2 separate regions of the Homo sapiens genome follow, and region 2 is linked to region 1. A link is a loop called in an ENCODE intact Hi-C map of the cell type or tissue named here. Cell type or tissue: mammary epithelial cell. All regions are shown on one strand. Each heading gives the region's core, and the rest is flanking DNA. Links, peaks and the distances in the headings are about the cores only.

The links. A loop is a pair of places that touch in the nucleus more often than their neighbours do. Peaks named below come from ENCODE experiments on the same cell type or tissue, not always from the same donor. Only the 100,000 strongest peaks of a DNase experiment are listed, where the experiment ranks them.
Region 2: a loop joins it to region 1, with 4 times the contacts of the local background. A loop is called at or near these places in 16 of 110 quality-filtered maps.

Annotation. Positions count from the first base shown.
Region 1 is chr1:23,805,121-23,814,168 of GRCh38, reverse strand. HMGCL (3-hydroxy-3-methylglutaryl-CoA lyase) reads left to right here. Exons shown (of 9, transcript NM_000191.3): 6 at 3,370-3,433; 7 at 5,846-6,034. Among named protein-coding and RNA genes, the nearest start is that of GALE, 8.9 kb to the right of the region's middle. RefSeq lists a silencer at 3,129-3,334 and an enhancer at 4,122-4,171. In mammary epithelial cell, for the core only: CTCF peaks have their summits at 3,213 (motif pointing left) and 4,285 (motif pointing left); no DNase peak of the experiment used is centred there.
Region 2 is chr1:24,012,945-24,025,271 of GRCh38, reverse strand. It overlaps LOC105376863 (a long non-coding RNA gene), which reads right to left. Exons shown (of 3, transcript XR_947072.3): 2 at 1,511-1,605. Among named protein-coding and RNA genes, the nearest start is that of SRSF10, 39 kb to the right of the region's middle. In mammary epithelial cell, for the core only: no CTCF peak of the experiment used is centred there; DNase peaks (open chromatin) are centred at 2,381 and 6,271; H3K27ac peaks cover 2,312 bases.

The DNA.
Region 1 (9,048 bases), core at 1-8,000:
TCCTTTCCTCTGTACCGTTCTGGAATGGGGCTAGACTCTGACTCAAGTGGTCCTCCTGCCACAAACTTCTTATCCTGGGTGGGGGCAGCCTGAGCTCCACACCTAGACATCTTTTCCCAAATAAGTGTGGTCAGAAGAAATCCTAGGAAGTACTTTCTCTCAAACCTGAATTTTGGGTCAGTTTACCAGCTAGCCATGATAGCATGCGCCTGTAGTCCTAGCAACTTGGGAGACTGAGGCAGAGGATGGCTTGAGACCAGGAGTTTGAGGCTGCAGTGAGCCATGATAGCACCACTGCTATCATGCTAAAGGAATCTAGCAGGACAGGACACTAACGGGTTTGTGGAGGTCAGTTGAGTCCTGGCTTTATCACTAGCTCTTCACACATCCCTGGAGAATTACCTAGGCTTCTATGTTTCCAACATCACATCTCTAATATCAGTGGTTCCAGGCATTGTGTGTGTATTATCTATAATAATTGAAACCTCACAATAGCCCAGCAGGGAGTAGGTTATCCTCACTTTATAAATTACAAAACCGAGGCCCAGGAAGGGCGAATACTCTACTGTAAGGTCACACTGCTGTGCAAATTGCAGCCAGAGGCCGGGCATGGTGGCTCACACCTGTAATCCCAGCACTTTGGGAGGACAAGGCAGGTGGATCACCTGAGGTCAAGAGTTCAAGACCAGCCTGGCCGACATGGTGAAACCCCATCTCTACTAAAAATACAAAAATTAGCTGGGCGTGGTAGTGGATAGAAACCCCGTCTTTACTAAAAATACAAAAATTAGCTGTAATTCCATCTACTTGGGAGGCTGAGGCAGGAGAATCACTTGAATCTGGGAGGCGGAGGTTGTGGTGAGCCGAGATCACACCACTGTACTCCGGCCTGGGTGACAGAGCAAAACTCCATCTCAAAAAAAAAAAAAAAAAAAAAAAAACATTGCAGCCAGAATGATCGTTGAAAAGTGCACATCTGGGCTGAACATGGTGGCTCATGCCTGTAATCCCAGCACTTTGGGAGGCCGAGGCGGGCAGATCACCTGAGGTAAGGAGTTTGAAACCAGCCTGGCCAACATGGGGAAACCCCATCTCTACTAAAAATACAAAAATTAGCCGGGCGTAGTGGCATGCACCTGTAATCCCAGCTACTCAGGAGGCTGAGGCGGGAGAATCACTTGAACCCAGGAGGCAGAGGTTGCAGTGAGCCAAGATCACGCCACTGCACTCCAGCCTAGGTGACAGAGTGAGACTCTGTCTCAAAAACAAAAACCAAAAAAACCCCACAAAAGTGCACATCTGATCACATCCCTCCTGGTTAAAAAGCTTTCAGTGACTAATCAAGTGCAGACTTTTTAATGAGGTTTACAAACCCTGCATGATTTGGTCCCGGCTCTTTTCTGTAGCCGTACCGTTCAAGTTCCCTTCTGGCCCCTGCTTCCTCTTCATGGTACACTCCAGCCCAACTGGAACTTCTTTCTGTTTGTCACATGCCTCCACTCTTGCCTCTGGGCCTTTGCACGTGCTCTCTCTAGACTCAGAACAACCTTCCTTGGGAGGCCAAGGTGGGCAGGTTGCTTCAGCCCAGGAGTTTGTGACTGGCTTGGGCCTGGGCAACATGGTGAAACCCCAGCTCTACAAAAAAAAAGCCAGGTGTGGTTGCATGTGCCTGTAGTCCCAGCTACTCAGGAGGCTAAGGTGGGAAGATCACCTGAGCCTGGGAGGTCCAAGCTGAAGTGAGCCAAAATCATGCCACTGCACACCAGCATGGGTGAAAGAGTAAGACTCTGTCTCCAAAAAATAAAGAACACTTCCTCCACATCATGCTTCTCGGGGATAACTCCTGCTCATCCTTCAGGTCTTCTTGTGGGAGTCAGTTCCTCTGAGAAGCTGCTCCAGTCCTTCAGCTGGAGTTAGTGCCCTTCTCTGGGACCCCATGGTGTCGGGACATCCTCTAAATGTAGCACTTAGCTGCTTGTTAAATTCCCTCCCTGCCCCACCCCACTAGACCGTGCACTCCATGAGGGCAAAGCCCACATCTCTCCCAGTCCCTGGGGTGCTCCACTCTCCCAGCTTGGGGCCTAGCCACAGTGGGCACTCAGTCACTGACGGGCAGGTGGATGAATGGGGAAGCAGGTGCTCCAGTAACATTGGCCCAACTCCCAGATCTGTGTCTTTCTAAGCATCTCTCTTACCTTTTTCTTGCTCAGCAGTGGTTGGAGAATAAGTGGGAGCATCAAAATGGAAAAGTACACTGAGATCTTTGAGTCTGAAATTATTTATCTGTTGAACATTTATTATGCCTCTTAATATGCAGAATTTGCTTGACTCTAAAGGGTTTTAAAGACAGCTCCCAAAAGGGCAGGTGGGAATAGAAGTCACCTACATCCCAAATCCACCCTCCTTACCATAGCCCTAAGACCCATGATCAGACCTGTGCCCACCTTGCTGACCTCCTCATCTCATACTTCCTTTCCCCTTGCTCTGTCTGCCTCAGCTGTCCTTTGTTCTGTCTGGAGCATGCCTGGCTCTTCTGTCTCAGGGCTTTGCCCAGGTCTTCCCTCTGCCTGGAATGCTCTTCTCACAGACCACCCCCGGCTCCTCTCGGCTCCAGCATCCTGTCCTCAGAGGGATCTTTCCTGGACCCTCACTAGTTGGCCTCCTCCACTTGTTCCTATCATTTCCCATCTTTCCTCTGTGGCACATCACTTCTGAGATTTTCTCCATTACTTACTTGGTTGCTTTTTTATTGGCCATCTCCCTAACTTGAGATAAGCTCTGAGAGGGCAGGAACCTTATCAGTCTTGCCCACTGCTCTGTGCCAGTGCCTGGCACATAGCAGGCAACTCAGTAAACATCAGGTGAATAAATGAATGAATGAATCCTCTAGCATCTCACTGGGGCAGCTCATCCCTTGGTCCTCAGGCCAGCCCAGCCTGTTACTGACTCATATCCAACTCAGCTCTTGTTCTGAGTTTGGTTTTACCCAGTCTTTGGTCTCCTTTTGGAGTACTGGCCCCAGCTCCTCTGGCACGTAGTTTTGCTCCATCTCCCCACCTTACAACCCAGCTGCTTACTCTCCTTGCCCTCTCTAGCTCCTCCTCCGCTTATTGTAAATCCTTGGCTGCCTCTCCTGAGGCCTGTGCAACTTCTGCTTCCTCAATTGTAGGTCCATTGTCCCCCAGTTCCCTGCCATTGCTCTCTACTGCCTCCTCCTGGCACTGAATTGTACCATCCCTGCCCTTACTCCGCCCAGCTGCAGGTGTTGATTGCACACTGATCAGAAATGTGTGTTAAACAGCCCTGCCTCAGTTCTGCTAGCCAAAAAGCTCAGGACACTGACCTCATTCCTCCCCTGTCTTCCCACAGGTACGTCTCCTGTGCTCTTGGCTGCCCTTATGAAGGGAAGATCTCCCCAGCTAAAGTAGCTGAGGTGTGTGCATGTGTCAGGGCGGGGGGTTTGGTGAGGGTTGGCCACCTTGTCTGCCCCTGAGCGCATAGGTTCCTCTCCCCACCCTTTCTGGCAGGTTCCTGACTTCATTCATTCACCCAGCTCCTTCATTAAGCTCCTGCTGTGAGCACAGCCCTGCACTTGCTCCCTAGAGGCCCCCCTCCTAGCCGAACATGTAGTCCTTGAAGCCCCTGGCCTCTATCCAGCCTGAAAACCTCCAATTCAGTTTCCAGTCTGGTCGTTGAGGTGATTCTCTGAGGAGGGGCTCCTTACCCAGGAGTTCCCATAGTTCCTTGTAGTGATTGAAAGGCCACAACCCTGATGTCCTCTGAACAGTCACCAGGTCAACACTGAGAAGAACATGGCATGGGAATTGAGTTTGACCAGCCCAAGAACTTATGTCATTTAGTCCTCAAAACCACTGTGCAAATTTGGTATTATTATTCCCTTTTACAGTTGAGAAAACTGACACTAAATAACTTGCCACACAGGTTACAAATGGTGAAATCAGGTATCAAACCCCATTTTTTCTCTCTCCAAAGCCCACTTCTTCCCAGGATACTTTGTGGCATCCAGATAGGTGGAATGGTAACAGTAGCAACTGTTTCTTGAGAGCAGCTGCCCTGCTCCAGGTCTTAGCCTCAGTTGCCACAATCCTTGCCGTATGACCAAAGGGTCATCACCATTTTTCAGAAGCAGAAATTGAAGCTCAGAAAAGTGAAGTTGCTTGCCAAGGCCCACAGCTAGTGAACAGCAGAACTAGGACTTTAACCCAGCATCTCGTGACTTCAAAGGCCTGCTCCTTCCCCTGCACCCTGCTGCCCCCTAAAGGCCAGCCACTGCCGCCCCACACTCTGCAGGGCCACTGGGGAAGCGACGTCACCATTTCATTTATTTAGCAGATCACTGGTGTCTTCTGGTCCCCTTTCCCTGCCACATCCCTCTGCACCTTGTCCAGCAGCCCCGTGTGGGCAGCAGCTCCTTGGGTGAGGCCATCTTTTTTTAAGTTCACCAGTCGTATGGGATTAGGGGCCCACCCTATTCCAGTATGGCTTATTCCAATTGGACCCATATTGGACCTATTCCAATATGGACCCATTTTGCAGTGGTTTTAGAGATGTGCAAATGGGCTTCCAAAAATTTAAATAGTGATGTACCTCTATTAAAAAATATAACTATTGGCCGGGCACGGTGGCTCACGCCTGTAATCCCAGCACTTTGGGAGGCTGAGATGGGCAGATCACAAGGTCAGGAGATCGAGACCATCCTGGCTAACATGGTGCAACCCCGTCTCTACTAAAAATACAAAAAATTAGCCGGGGGTGGTGGTGGGCGCCGGTAGTCCCAGCTACTCGGGAGGCTGAGAAAGGAGAATGGCGTGAACCCGGGAGGCGGAGCTTGCAGTGAGCTGAGATTGCGCCACCGCACTCCAGCCTGGGCAACAGAGGGAGACTCCATCTAAAAAAAAAAAAAAAAAAATATATATATATATATATATATGGACTATTGATTGGCCGGGTATGGTGGCTCATGACTGTAATCCCAGCACTTCGGGAGGCCGAAGCATGTGGATCACCTGAGGTCAGGAGTTCAAGACCAGCCTGGCCAACATGGTGAAACTCCGTCTCTACTAAAAATACAAAAAATAGTGGGGCGTGGTGGTAGGTGCCTATGATCCCAGCTACTTGGGAGACTGAGACAGGAGAATCACTTGAACCCAGGAGGCAGAGCTTGCAGTGAGCCGAGATTGTGCCACTGCACTCCAGCCTGGGCGACAGAGTGAGACTCTGTCTCAAAAAATATATATATGTAAAATATATACATTTTTATACATATGGTCCAAGCTACTTGGGAGGCTGAGGTGGGAGGATTGCTTGAGTCTGAGAGGCCAAGGTTGCAGTAAGCCGAGATCACACCACTGCACTCTAGCCGAATGACAGAGTGAGACCCGGTCTCAAAAAAAAAAAAAAAAAAAGAAAAAAAATATAACTAGCATCTCAGACCCATGATTTCATGGATTTTATTGCTGAGGATAAAACGACATGGAAGGAATCAACTTCACTGATTCCAGCACCTGGGTCTGACAGTATGATGTGACAGCCGTAAGTGAGACTGAAGTCTGAGGGGCACAGGTAGGGAGGAAAGCACGGGGGTTGGAGCTTCAGGACTGTGGGCTGGCTCCAGCGGCTGGCTCTGCCCCTTACGCCTCAGTCTCCTGATCATAGATTGAGGATCATCATTCCCAGTTGGAGTGGTGAGGAGCATGTAATCCAGTAGGAACTGAGTGCGTCATACCCAGAAGTGTTCTGCCCAGGCAAAGGCCCCCTCTTCTGAGTGCATGGATCCCCTGGCTGGTGGATTCTGTATCCTCCAAGTGCCTGCTTGCTTCCTTAGGTCACCAAGAAGTTCTACTCAATGGGCTGCTACGAGATCTCCCTGGGGGACACCATTGGTGTGGGCACCCCAGGGATCATGAAAGACATGCTATCTGCTGTCATGCAGGAAGTGCCTCTGGCTGCCCTGGCTGTCCACTGCCATGACACCTATGGTCAAGCCCTGGCCAACACCTTGATGGCCCTGCAGGTAATCAAAAGCATATGCCCATTCTCCCAAAGGTCACGGTGGGCAGGACAGCTTGTTATCATTTATTCTTTCAGCAAACATTTACTGATGCCAGTATGCCAGGTTCCAAGCTGGCAATGGTGGACACAGTCATGGTGACCCTGCCCAGATGTGAAGTGTACAGCTCTGTGTTGGGGAGACAGTCAAGGGAGTTACATGGCAATCCCACTGCATTATGACAGATGCCATGAAGGGAGGAAGCATGGGGCTCAGGAAGCCTAGAGGGGCCCCATCCCAGCTGAGGAGATCTGGGAGGATTTGCAAAAGAGGCCTCAGTGAAGCTTGAAGAACATAAAGTAAGCTGCTGTTGAGGGAAGAGGAAAGATGACTAGGCAGAATTGCACCTCAGGACTGATGTGGGGTTCAGGGAGGACTCATACAATATACAGGGTTTTCAGTGTGCGGGTGTGTAGCAGAAGCAGATGAGGAAGCAGGAGGTAGAGAAGCTAGCAGAGGTCACTCAGAGGGAGAGGCTTTAATGCCGTTCCCCACAGATTGAGCTAAGACCTCAGATTAGTTTCCTTTGAGGTTTGCTTCTCGTGGGCTGGTCCAGAATGGAGATCCATTGGCTGGCAGCCAGATAGAAGGAGCATTCTTAGTGTCTGACCACAGCTACCTTGCTGTAGCATTGGCCTAACCTTCCATCTCTAGGATAGTGATGGCAGTTCCAGCCACTTTTTTTTTCCTCTCAATTATCCCCTAGAGGTTCGTGTCTAAGCCAGGTGAGTCTGTTATGTTCTGGGTCGGTTTCCTCAGAGTTGTGGCTGTCAAGGTTAAGGTTCGTAGTTCTGTGGTCTCCTCATTTTTCAGCTTACTGTGATACCCTGCCCTGGTTCCTGGGCTTTCCTTCAGCTCATGCGTTTCCCAGCCAGGCAGACAGGAAGAGTGACTTCCTCTCCTATGCCTTGCCAGGCAGGTAAAGGGGAATTCTGCACAGCTGAGGTGAGTCTGAGGCAAAACTTCATCCTGATCACGCTCAGGACACTCCTGCTCCTCTGTGCTTCTCTGTTTCATGGCAGTGATATCTCAGAATCCCCTTTTTGAAAATTTATCAGGGAACAGGTTGAGCTGTGTGACGTCTGGCAGTAGCTTCCTCTGACCTCCCTCTTCCATCAGTTACTTCGGAAATATGGATCGATGTGCCAGGTTAAGTGCTGACTTAGACAATGGTAACAAGACCCAATCCCTGCCCTCTGGGAGCTCATGTTATGGTGGGTGGGGAAGACAGATGGAAGATTACAGGCGTGTAAATAGCACATTGTAAGACCATTTATTCACCTATTAAAACCTAACCTAACGGTGCCTAGTGTGCTAGGCACTGTTCTCAGCATTAAGGATTCAGCTGTGACCAAAACAGAGTCTCTGCCCTCATGAGGCTGACACTCTAGTACTATGAGACAGATAATAAATAAACAAACATACAGCAGGCCAGGTGTTCATAAACACTGTGGAGAAAAAATGAAGCAGGTTAAGGCAGTGCCAGGCCTTTCTGTAGAGTGGCCTCACTCAGAAGGTAGCATTTGAGAGAGACCTGAGGGAAGCGAGGGAGTGAGCCCTGCGGATCCCTAGCAGGGAGGGGGAGGGAAGGGAGCCCCACCCAGGAAAGCAGGCGCAGAGCCCTGAGGGAGGAGTGTGCTTGCTGTGTTCAGGGATCAGGAGGAGGCATGTGGCGGGAGCAGTGTGACTGAGGAGAGGGGGGCAGAGATGTCAGGGTTAGAGGAAGGCCAGATCGGGGGCCTTGTAGGACTTTGACTCTTTCAGACTGAGCTGGGAAGCTAACAGAGAGTCTTGAGCAGGGGCGGGGAGGGAGATGATCTGAAATGTTCCGTTTGAGAGGCTCCTCGGCTGGGCACAGTGGCTCACACCTGTAATCCCAGCACTTTGGGAGGCTGAGGCAGGTGGATCACTTGAGGTCAGGAGTTTTGAGACCAGCCTGGCCAACATGGTGAAACCCTGTCTCAACTAAAAATATAAAAATTAGCTGGGCGTGGTGGCGTGAGCCTGTAATCCCAGCTATTTGCGAGGCTGAGGCATGAGAATCACTTGAGCCCGGGAGGTGGAGGTTGCAGTGATTTGCAGTGAGCTGAGATGGCGCCAGTGCACTCCAGCCTAGGCAACAGAGTGAGACTTCTTATCAAAAAAAAAAAAGAGGCTCCTCTGGGTGCTGTGTAGAGAATACACTGTAGAGAGAAGAACCAGTTTGGAGCCTACAGCAATCCAGGTGAGAGACATGGCAAGGAGGCCTGGAGGGCAGAGGTGCGTGACCGGATCTCAGCAGTTCGTGTTCTGATCTGTGAAGCTCGAGACATCTATAGGCAGGTGTGTTAACCTGGGTGCAGTTAACTGGGAGTGAGTGGAGATAGAGAAGCTGTCTGAGGAATGAGCAGTAAGGGCTCCAACCGAGATCAGGGAGGTGAGGAAGAGCCAGCAAAGACTGGATCGAGGCCTCAGGAGAGGCTAGAGCACTAGGAGGAAAACCAAGGGATGTGGAGCCCTGGAAGCCACATGGAGAAGGTGTCCAAGATGATGCGGCTAGTCAAGTGCAAAGATGAAGAGACTTGACCTTTGTACTTAGCTACATGGAGGCCACCAGTGGCCTTGACTAGAGCTGTTTCAGTGGAGGAGTTGTGGGGACGCAAACCTGTTTCGAATGGGTTCAAATGAGAATGGTAGATGTTAAATGGGAACAGCTCTTTTGAGGGACTTTGCTTTGAATGGGGGGAAAGAAATTGGAGGTTAGAGGGTTCCAAAAAGGTTTGTAAAAGATGGGAGAGATCGCAGGCTGTGTGAAGATGACCCAGTGGAGGGGAGTAACAGGTTGCAGCAGAGAGGGAGAGACTTACTGGAGCACATCCTGAAGCAGGTGGGAATGGGCCTCACGCCAAGGTGGAGGGGTTGGCCTTGGCTAGGAGCTCAGGGTCCATCTCAGGCAGCATGAGGGACAGTGGGTCTGTAGGCCCAGATGTAGGCAGGTG
Region 2 (12,327 bases), core at 1,849-9,848, 210 kb before region 1:
GGAGTACAGTGGCGTGATCTCGGCTCACTGCAACCTCCGCCTCCCGGGTTCAAGTGATTCTCCTGCCTCAGCCTCCCAAGTAGCTGGGATTACAGGTGCCCACCACCATGACCGGCTAATTTTTATATTTTTAGTAGAGACGGGGTTTCACCACGTTGGCCAGGCTGGTCTTGAACTCCTGACGTCAGGTGATCTGCCCTCCTCGGCCTCCCAAAGTGCTGGAATTATAGGTGTGAGCTACCACGCCCAGCCTAAATCCTAAAAGTATTTTAAAATCTAAAAATATGGGAGGCCAAGGCAGGTGGATCACTTGAGCCTATTAGTTCAAGACTAGCCTGGGCAATGTAGTAAGACCTCATCTGTGCTAAAAAAAAAAAAAAAAAATTTAACTTTTTAAAAAATGGCAAGTAACACTGGTGTCTGTAAAAAGAAGAAATCTAAAAATAAAAAAGTTTACTTTCAAAGAAAGGTTGGAGGTGGCTAAACAGATCTAGCTAAAGCCTTTGTGTCAGGTAAGTACCATTTGCTTCTGGGGAACCCCAATTCTTTTAGCATGTACCCCACTCCACTTATCTGGAAAAAAATCTGGAGCAACAATGCTTGACCTCAACCCAAAGTTATAGAAGGAAACATAATTGACTTCAAATAATATAGCAAACTTTAAGTCCACATATAAAAATTGACTGTTGTCCAGACACAGTGGCTGACGCCTATAATCTCAGCACTTTGGGAGGCCGAGGTAGGAGGGTCACTTGAGTCTACAAGTTTCAGACCAGCCTGGGCAACATAGCAAGACCCTATCTCAACAAAATTTTTTTTTTTAATTAAGCGAGTATGGTGGGGGGAGCCTGCAGTCCCAGCTACTTGGGAGGCTGAAGTAGGTGTATTGCATGAGCGCAGGAGGTCAAAGCTACAGTGAGTTGTGATCATGCCACTGCACTTCAGCCTGGGCAACAAAGCAAAGACCTTGTTTCAAATTTTTTTTTTTGAGACAGAGTCTCGCTCTGTCGCCCAGGCTGGAGTGCAGTGGCATGATCTTGGCTCACTGCAAGCTCTGCCTCCCAGGTTCACACCATTCTCCTGCCTCAGCCTCCCAAGTAGCTGGGACTACAGGTGCCCACCAACACACCCAGCTAATTTTTTCTATTTTTTAGTAGAGACGGGGTTTCACCGTGTTAGCCAGGATGGTCTCCATCTCCTGACCTCATGATCCACCCACCTCGGCCTCCCAAAGTGCTGGGATTACAGGCGTGAGCCTCCGTGCCCGGCCTCAAAATATTTATATAAATTTACTGTCACTCAAAATCTAGGTTTGAAATTCACTCTTGGTCACTAAAGGGGCAGGTGCAGAGTTTTTCTGTCCTGGGTCCTCAGCCTCGTGCCCCATTTCTAGCTCTCTTCCCTGCCCCTCTGCCACCCCACTCCTACCCCCACATGGGACTGCTGCTGTGGAATATGCTTTCTCAATTTCCCAAAAGTCTGAGGTCATCCAAAGAGCCCCCTTACTTACTTAGCAAGTACAGGAGAAGCCTTGCAAATCATTTTTTATTTGCTAGAATTTTCTTTTCACCATTTTTTTCTCCTCTCAAAAGGAAACTTTCCATCCTGCAGGAAGAAGACAAAATAATTATCTCATTCACGTGGTCAATGATAATGACTGTGATAAATGGTCCCAATAAAGAGATTCTTGGGTGAACAGGGATCTCCAAGCATTGCCACGATAGTACACAGAGAGTTTTATCTGTGGTTTATGTACACAAATAAGTTCTGATTGACAGAAAGACTGTGGACTCAACAGCTGACATGTAAAAGGGCAGGATGAGGCCAGGCGTGGTGGCTCATGCCTGTAATCCCAGCACTTTGGGAGGCCGAGGCGGGCAGATCACCTGAGGTCAGGAATTCAAGACCAGCCTGACCAACATGGTGAAACCCCATCACTACTAAAAACACAAAATTAAGCAGGTGTGGTGGCGCATGTCTATGAGCCCAGCTACTTGGGAGGCTGAGGCAGGAGAATCACTTGAACCCAGGAGGCTGAGGTTGCAGTGAGCTGAGATCACACCATTGCACTCCAGCCTGGGCTACAAGGTGAAACTCTATCTCAAAAAAAGAAAAAAAAAAGAGCAGGATGCCAAATGAGCAGGATGCCTCCTTTCTGGGTCTCCTGCCCCCCTTGTATGTCTGCAGGACTACTCGGGGAGGTGACTCCCATGCTCTCTGCCCACATCAATTTGCTTCAGGCTGTACACTTGGCTGTCTCTCTTGGACAAAAACCACCATGTGCCCCAGTTGTGGTCCCTAATATATCCTCAATGCTGGCCAGACCACTCCTGCTCATAGGTCACCGCTCCACCCTGTCACCATCACCTGATTGGATACCAGTTCTCCTCTGATTCACCCCTCATGCATGCTGCAGCTTTGAGTTGCCCAGGAGGGCCATTTCTAACCCCTGAGCAACTGTCAAAGAAAAACAAGCCAGACACTAGTTAAAGCAGTGAAAACAGATTATATGCAGTAATGAGGGGCAGTAGGGAAAGGAGCTGAGCTCTCTTCTGGTTTACCCAGAGGTGACAGCATTTTAAAGGGAGAATGGGAGTGGGAGTGGGAGTGGGAGTGGGTGGAGGCAAGCAGGGACTAAAGGGAAAAATGATCAAGTGAAAATGCAGTCGGCCAGCTGTGTCTGCTAGCTGGTGATCAACAAGGTCGGGATTCTGTCCTCCCACAGAGACTGGGAGACAGAGGCCCTCCTGATAATCACATTTCAAAGGAATGGCTTTCAGGTCTTTGAGAAAGGTAAGTTGTAGGAGATAGACACACATCTCAAAGGGGCAGAGGAAGGAGTCTCAATAGGAAGCCCTTTGCATGAATGCTTTGCAAAAGGGAGGTCAGGGGTCTATGTTAGGTGCTGGCTGCAACAAACAGTTAATTCTTTTGACAGCCCGGAGATTTTACAGACAGGAACTTAAAAGGGGGCTGGATGGTCCCAGAGATGCCACCTTAGGCTGCTAGAAGCCATGCTAGGGCTGGTCAAATCTCTTAGCACAGGAGTTTGGAGTCATTAGGTGAAAAGAGTTCTTGCAGTTCTCACTACCATCACACCAGACCCAGAACCCAACCAGGGCCACTGACCTTGCCCTTGCTATTTGCCTGCCTGCCAACAACCTCTGTTCTTGTCCATGAGCTGCCAACAGCCTCACCAATAATTGCTACTTACATATTTGACTCTGCAGCTCACAGTCTGCTGCTGGCGGAGGAAGGACTCAACTTCCTTCACAGCTTGGACTCCTGGTGCTACAGCTTCATCAACTTTTATGCCTAGATTAGTTTACTTCCCCAGTGCAACCATGAGCCACCACCTGGAGGTCCCAGTTATAGCCACACCCCGTGCAAAGAGCCACTGCCTACATCCCACCCAAGGCCCCACGTCTGAGCCTAGCATGGTGTATTCCTTCTTCTCCATTGTCGCCTCTCTCTCTGGAACACAATTGCACCTACGGTGTGGTTCCATCCCCCACCAAACATGCCCAGGTAAATTTGAACCCCAAGTGAGGGCAAAGCTCACATTTTTCACCTGGTGCTCCTAAACCTGTGTAAATAAACAGTTCTAACCATGCAGCCGGAAGCTATTTTATACTGTTATCTAATGTGGGCTTTGTTCCTGAATCTTTCCGCCCATTTGGGAAGCAGGTAGGACATTTGAAGCTCATTCCCTCAGGAAGTGATGGGGGATACAGCAGAACAAAGAGTCCATTCTTAGCTTTTGAGTTTCAAATAGACCTTTGAAATTTATGCCAGAGAGCATATTTGTGGGGGGAAATAGGGGCAGGAGTTGAATTTTTAAATCTAAAGCCTAGGCCAGGGGCAGTGGCTCACATCTGTAATCCCAGAGCTTTGGGAAGCCAAGGAGAGGATCACTTAAATCCAGGAGTTTTGAGACCAGCCCGGGCAATATAGTGAGACTCTGTTTCTACAAAAAGTAAACAAAAATTCACCAGGCATTTGTGGAGTACCTACAGTCCTAGCTATTTAGGAGGCTGAAGTTGGAGGATCACTTGAGATGGAGAGTTTGAGGCTGCATGAGCCATGATCGCGCCACTGCACTCCAACGGCGACACATTGAGATCCTGACTCATAAAATAAAATAAAATCTGGCGGGGTCCAGTGGCTCATGCCTGTAATCCCAGCACTTTGGGAGGCCGAGGCGAGCGGATCACCTGAGGTCAGGAATTCCAGACCATCCTGGCCAACATTGTGAAACCCCATCTCTACTAAAAATACAAAAATTAACCAGATGTGGTGTCACTCGCCTGAAATTCCAGCTACTCGGGAGGCTGAGGTGGGAGAATTGCTTGAACCCGGGAGGTGGAGGTTGCAGTAAGCCAAGATGGACTCCAGCCTGGGTGACAGAGTGAGGATCCATCTCAAAAAAAATAAAATAAAATAAAATCTAAAGCCTGATAAAAGTTTGTGTCTCAATAAATTCAGCGTGATGAAGTACAGCAATAGCAGCTTCAAGATTGAGAGGAGAGGGGCAAGTTGGGGAGGAGGGAGAGGGTTCTTAGGTGTGTCACTGAGAAGAGGCCCTGTTCCATGTCATGCTAGTTCCCTGGCCCATTCTCAAGGGTAAGAATGATGTCAGACCCCATCAAGTCTCACTGAGGATCCAAGAGCAGAGAAGACCAAAGGCGGATGTTCTGGGAGGCTCCTGCAGCTCAAGCTTTGGGCCCTTTACTTGCACCGGCCTCTTCCAAGGCTCTGGACCTAATTTCATATTAATGGCTTTTATTTTCTTTAGAGAAGACCCCTAGAACTGCTTCAGGATCTGCCCCTGAAGAGGCCCTCAGCCTCACTTTCTCAGAAAGAAGCCCAGGACACTAGCCTGTTGGACGTAAGACCACAAGGAGCAAAAACATACCCTGGCTGAGGCCCCAGATCAACCAGCTCCCAGCCAAACCCCCAGCCGACTGCAGTTGCAAGTGGTCTCGGCCAAGACCAGGAGAAGAACCATCCATCCCACCTCAAATAGCTGACCCACAGAATCATAAACAAATAAGACAGTGTTGTCATAAGCCACTAAATCCAAGAGTGTTTTGTTATACAGAAATAGATAACTGATGCAGTGAATTTGGACAAGTCATCAAAAAAAAAAAAGAATTTTTGGATGAGTCACTTTATTCACTCAAAATAATATTTACTGGGAAAAAAAGTGAAGGGCGGAAGAATACGCCACCCCAAAATATGCTATTTTGGCTTAAGAATTATTTTGAGTTAAAGGCATGAACACTGACATTTTTTCTTTCTGAAAGCAAATTCCCAGTGACAGTTGTTCTTTCAGGACAGGTGCAGTGGCTCACACCTGTAATCCCAACACTTTGGGAAGCCAAGGCAGGAGGATTGTTTGAGTCCAGGAGTTCAAGACCAGCCTCGGCAACATGGTGAAACCCCGTCTCTATTAAAAATACAAAAATTAGCTGGGCGTGGTGGCACATGCCTATCATCCCAGCCACAAGGGAGGCTGAGACACAAGAACTGCTTGAACCCAGGAGGCAGAGGTTGCAGCGAGCCAAGATTGTACCACTGCACTCCAGCCTGGGCCACACAACAAGACTTCATCTCAAAAAAAAAAAAAAAAGCTGGACACAGTGGCTCACACCTATAATCCCAGCACTTTGGGGTGCTGAGGCGGGCAGATCACTTGAGGTCAGGAGTTCGAGACCAGCCTGGCTCTCATGGTGAAACCCCATCTCTACTAAAAAAATACAAAAATGAGCTGGGCATGGTGGCGGGCACCTGTAATCCCAACTACTCGGGAGGCTGAGGAAGGAGAATCACTTGAACCTCGGAGGCAGAGGTTGCAGTGAGCTGAGATCGCACCACTGAACTCCGGCCTGGATGACAAGAGCGAGACTCCATCTCGAAAAAAAAAGAAAAAAAAATATCTTATGTTAGCAGGGCTCTCAAAGGCAAGCACTGAATATAACAACTGGAATGGAAAAACTGAAAGAAGCTCTTCTAGTACCTAAGCAAAGCCATCCTCAATCCTAAAGCTGGGGGGCCCTGGAGTACCCTCCCGAGAAGTCTTTCTTACCCAGGATTCAGTGTACACAAATTGAAAGACTGAGGGAATGAGTAGGTTTCCTAACTCAGTTCTCCATGCCAAAGTTCATCCTCCTACGGGCTGAGAGCAGGGTAGAACTATTTCAGGCCCAACGTCAACATCCTTGAGAAATTCTTATCTGGAAAGAGTGGGGAGGTCGCCATGGCAACCTGTCCCAGGCCCAGCCCTGGCACAGCTCCAAGGCACACAAATAAAACCATTGGAATGTGGTGCAGGGCTCAGGGCGGGATAACTAGAAAGTTGCCAAGTTTCCATGAAAACCAACAATGTGAGGCCTCAGCCTCTGGAAGATGTCAGTAGGGAAGCTTGGGTCCCCACAGGGTCTACCCATGGAAATATAACACATTCCTAAATAGCACATATGTGCGCGCACACAGCATCACACGCACACAGCCTGCTTGGACGACAGCGACACTGCTTCTTGAAAAAGAGCCTTGTTGAAAGGAGAGCACTGGCCTTAGAGCCAGACAGAGATTCCAGTACCCGCCCTGTCAATTCCTGGGAACCCCAGGTCAGTTTCTGAACAAGTTATCCTCGTGGCCACCTCCCTTGCCTTCTCCATGTCTTTGTTCCAAGGTCATCTCCATGAGACATTTCCTGGTTACTTTAATTATTTATGTATTTATTCTATTTATTTATTTATTTATTTTTCTTGAGATGGAGTCTCGCTCTGTCGCCCAGGCTGGAGTGCAATGGCACGATCTCGGCTCACTGCAACCTCCACCTCCAAGGTTCAAGCGATTCTCCTGCCTCAGCCTCCCAAGTAGCTAGGATTACAGGCATGTGCCACCATGCCCAGCTAATTTTGTATTTTTAGTAGAGGTGGAGTTTCACCATGTTGGCCAGGCTGATTTTGAACTCCTGACCTCAGATGATCCACCTGCCTTGGCCTCCCAAAGTGCTGGGATTACAGGCATGAGCCACCTTGCCCAGCCGCCCTAGTCACTTTAAATCAAATTGCAGGCTGGGCACAGTGGCTCACGCCTGTAATCCCAGCACTTTAGGAGGCCAAGGCGGGTGGATTGCTTGAGGTCAGGAGTTCAAGACCAGCCTGACCAACATGGTGAAACCCCGTCTCTACTAAAAGTACAAAAGTTAGCCGAGCATGGTGGTGCATGCCTGTAATCCTAGCTACTTGGGAAGCTGAGCAGGAGAATTGCTTGAACCTGGGAGGCTAAGGTTGCAGTGAGCCGAGATCATGCCACTGCACTCCAGCCTGGGTGACAGAGCAAGACTCTGTCTCAAAAAAAAAAAAAAAAAAAAAAAAAAAAACCAGAAAGAAATCAAATTGCAGCCTCACGCATCCCCCACGCTCCTACTCTTCTTTATTTTTCTCCATGCTCTTAGCACCACCTGACATGCTCTATATTTTACTTCCTTAACTTATTTATTACCTTGTTAATGTCACTTCCACAGGGACAGGGATTTTTGTCCCTTTTGCCCATGCTCTACCTCCAGCACCTAGAAAATACCTGGCATGTAGTAGGTGCACAAGGAAGATTGTTGAGTAAATGCATGTAGTTTTGTCATTAGCAAAATAGGAGTCATTCTACCACCATAGGGTTAATGTGAGGGTTGAAGGAGATGCTATGGCATTAGTGCCCAGTCCTTAGCAGGGGTACCAGTGTCACTTCTGGTTACATCCTGCATTTGGTGAGGTCCCCTCATCACCTTCCTGTAGTACTTAGATCACATTTAAGAACAATTTTCATGGTATCTTACTTTCTGCCTGGGAAGGGGTATACCTGACCCCTGAGCCCAAGAATTTATCTGTGTCCTCGTCCTGCAAAACCACTAGACATTAAGCTAGGTGCGGTGGCTCACACCTGTAATCCCAGCACTTTGGGAGGCTGAGGCAGGCGGATCACTTGAGGTCAGGAGTTCGAGACCAGCCTGGCCAACATGATGAAACCCCATTTCTACTAAAAATACAAAAATTAGCCAGGCATGGTGGTGGGCACCTGAAATCCCAGCTCCCCGGAAGGCTGAGGCAGGAGAATCACTTGAACCCAGGAGGCAGAGGTTGCGGTGAGCCACGATGGCACCATTGCACTCCAGCCTGGGCGACAGAGCAAGACCCTGTCTCAAAAAAACAAACAAATAAAACCACTAGACATTAAAGACAGCAGAATCAGAGATTCAGTCCACAGAGAATTTTGCTCTAAATATTTGTTAGGAGTCTGTGTAAATAAACTAACTCATTAATAGGAAAGCACATCTCCAAAAATATAAAGATTTGAACAAGCAGGAAATGTTTCACCAGTAAACAGAAAGAACAGATCATTTCTTGCATCCTTAACACATAACAGGTGGTGTATTAGGCACCTGACATGTCTTCTGTCATTTCCGTCTGTGTCAACCTTATAAGGAAGGTATTTAAGAATGAAGAAACTGGACAGGTGCGGTAGCTCACACCTGTAATCCTAGCACTTTGGGAGGCCGAAGCGGGTGGATTACTTGAGGTCAGGAGTTCAAAACCAGCCCGGCCAACATGGTGAAACCCCATCTCTAGTAAAAATACAAAAAAATTAGCCAGGCGTGGTGGCAGGCGCCTGTAATCCCAGCTACTTGGGAGGCTGAGGCAGGAGAATTGCTTGAACCTGGGAGACAGAGGTTGCAGTAAGCCAAGATTGTGCCACTGCACTCCAGCCTGGGCAACAGAGCAAGACTCTGTCTCAAAAAAAAAAAAGAAAAAAGGAATGAAGAACCGAGGCCTAGGTTAGGAAACTGGCCTGAAGTATCACAGCAGTAAGCAGTGCAGCAGGAGTTGAACCCAGAATCAATCAAGCTCCGAAGCTTGTGTTCTTCCTGTTGTCCCACCCACCTCTTTGAAAATTCATTTAATAAAAGGCCTCTCTGCCAAACTAAGGAGTTTGGATGTATTCTGTAAAATACATTCTAGATGCAATGCAATTCTAAAAATAAAAAAAGCAACTGAGGTGTAAGTATTTGGGATCTACTAAGGAAGGAGGAATTATTTCTTCCTGAGATAAATCAGAAAAGCTACGGAGAGGAGGTGGCACTTCCTCCCAGCCTAAATGCTTTAGGGACTCGTATTCCATTAACTCATCTTTCCAGAGTTCATCGCTGGCTTTTGGTTCTAACACATGACCATGAACAGCACTCTCTACTTATATGAGTTTTCCATCTTGTCATATTTTCAGCAGGTCATTCCTTTGGGATCCTTTATTTTTATTTATAGCCTTTTGCATCATCTGACTGCAAGAGTTTCGCATGTTCTGGCAACAGCCAGTATCTGGGGGATGGGAGTCTCCAAGCACTACAAATTTTTAAGAAAGAGGATATATGAATTTAAGGTAGCTTAAACTCTTCTAGAACATATAAAAAGATTAAGGAATAATGCCTTATAAATTTAATATAAATAAAATTAATATAATATAAATAAAATAGCATATAAATTATATATAATAAAATATAAATTTTATTTAATAAAAATAAAATTAATATAAATAAAATTTAATTTTAAAAATTAAAAAAAAAAAAGAAAGAGGGTATGGAAGTTTCTCCAGAACAGAAACCTGCAAAGTCTAAAATCAAGGGCTATATCTAAGCAGTGTGCTGGAGTCTGCTTGAATCAACCCTTATGTTGAGTTACTTCAGGTAGCTTGAAATTAGACAAGGTAGAGTTATTTACACCACAGAAATCGACAAATGCTATAAATCAAGATCTTTTTTTTCCCTCCTATGGAGCCAGTTGTTAAACATTTACCAGCACATAACTGGCTATACCAGGTCTCCTGAAGCCCTGTCTATTATAAAACAGCAGAAAGAATCCTGGATTTGAAGTCAGGAAACTTGAGTTTTAGCCTGGTGTCATTATTAACACACTGTAAACCTTAGACAAGTCATTTCACCTCTCTCGGCCTCAGTTTCTTTACCTAGGGGAATTGGCTACATTCAAAACCTAGGATCACCGGGTGATAAGTTATTTCCCAAAAAAGAAAACAGGTTGGAGGTTCTTCAAGCTGTTTTCGATATTTTAAAAAGAAAAAAGAAAACCATGCATTAATCCTCTCGTAAGTCCACAAAGGTTAACTTAATTAATAAACTGTGTTTAATGCCTAAAATCTTTCAAAATATGAAACTCATGGAGAAAAAGATAGTAAGAGGAGTCAGCCGTCTGTTCCCCTAAATCCAATGAATTGACCACCTGAAATGGGACAGTCACTGTTGGTCACTAATGTTTCAGTGCTAAAGAAAACACTGCCCTGCCCTTGAGGAATTTACAGATTCAGGAGGCAGACAGACAGGCAAGTGTGCATCATAATAAATGGAGTCTGTGTTCTGATGGGGTAAGAACTGGGCTTGAAGAGAGCATATAGCAGGGGCACTAACTGTTAGGAGGAGGCTTCTTGGGAGAAGGGACATCGAATGGGAATCAAAGCCCAGAGGTCCAGCCAGGTGTGATGGCTCATGCCTGTATTCCCAGCACTTTGGGAGGCCGAGGCGGGCAGATCACTTGAGTCCAGAAATTCGAGACCAGCCTGGCCAACATGGTGAAACCCCGTCTCTAATAAAAATACAAAAATTAGCTGAGTGTGGTGGCGGGCACCTGTGGTCCTAGCTACTCGGGAAGCTGAGGCAGGAGAATCTCTTGAACCCTGAAGTCAGAGGTTGCAGTGAGCCGAGATCACGCCACTGCACTCCAGCCTAGGCGACAGAGCCAGGCTCCATCTCATTAAAAAAAAAAAAAAAGCCCAGCGGTCAGACAGTAGGAGCAATGGGGGAGTTGCAATCATTGAGAGCAACAAAAAAAGTCTGGTACAAGTTGATGCTGGGAAGGCACATAGGGCCTTTTGTATCAGGTAAGGGAATTCAGAAGTTATATCTAGCGTCCTGGGAAGCCACTGAAAGGTGTGTGAACAGGTGAGTAATTTGAGCTTTAGAAAACTCATCCAGGCTGTTGTATGGAGCATAAATGGAAAGGAAACTCCACTGGAAGCTCAGAGACCAGTTTAGAGGCTCTTGCGGCAAAATCAGAGCCTGGTGACCTGGGGTGGAGAGTGGATGGAGGAGAGGATGCACTAGGGCTTCAGGAACAAAGTGCCACACACTAGGGGGCTGAAAACAGCAGAAATGTATTCTCTCACAGTTCTAGAGGCTAGACAGCCAAAATCAAAGTGTCAGAGGGCCTCCGCCCCCTCGAGACTCCAGGTGGAATCCTTCCTCCCCTCTTCTTAGCCATCTCATGCCACTTTCTGCCTGGGTCATCACATGGGGCATTCTCTGTCTGTGTCTTCAAGTTGTCTTTTGATAAGGACAACAATCATTGGATTAATGACCCACCCTACTCCATTATTACTGTCTTAGATTATTGGGGCTACCGTAACAAAATGCCACAGACTGGGTGGCTTATAAACAACAGAAATTTTTTCTCACAGTTCTGGAGTCTGAGAAGTTCAAGGTCAAGGTGGCAGGGCTGGGCATGGTGGCTCACACCTGTAATCCCAGTACTTTGGGAGGCCAAGGTGGGCAGATCACTTGAGGTCAGGAGTTTGAGACCAGCCTGGCCAACATGGTGAGAGTGTCTGTACTAAAAATACAAAAATTAGCCGGGTGTGGTGATGCACACCTACAGTCCCAGCTACTCGGGTGGCTGAGGCAGGAGATTCACTTGAACCGGGGAGGCAGAGGTGGCAGTGAGCCAAGATTGCGCCACTGCACCCCAGCCTAGGCAACAGAACAAGACCCTGTCTCAAAAGAGAAAAAAATAAAAAAAAGATCAAGGTGCCAGCAGATTTAGTGTCTGGTGAAAGCCTAATTTCTCACAGAGCCTTCTCACTGTGTCCTCACATGTTGGAAGGGGTCTATTTCATGAGGACACTAATCCCATTCTTGAGGGCTCCACCCTCATGATCCAATCACCTCCCAAAGGCCCCCTACCTCCTAATACCATCACCTTGGCCATCAGGCTCTCAACATATGCATGGTGAGAAGGTGACTATTCAGACTATAGCAATGACTTCACCTTAACTAATTATGTCTGCAACAATCCTATTTCCAAATACAATCACATTGTGTGATACTGGGGGTTAGGACGCAAACATAACTTTTTAGGGCCGGGCGCAGTGACTCACGCCTGTAATCCCAGTACTTTGGGAGGCTGCGGCGGACGGATCACCTGAGGTCAGAAGTTCAAGACCAGCCTGGCCAACATGGCAAAAGCCCATCTCTACTAAAAATATAAA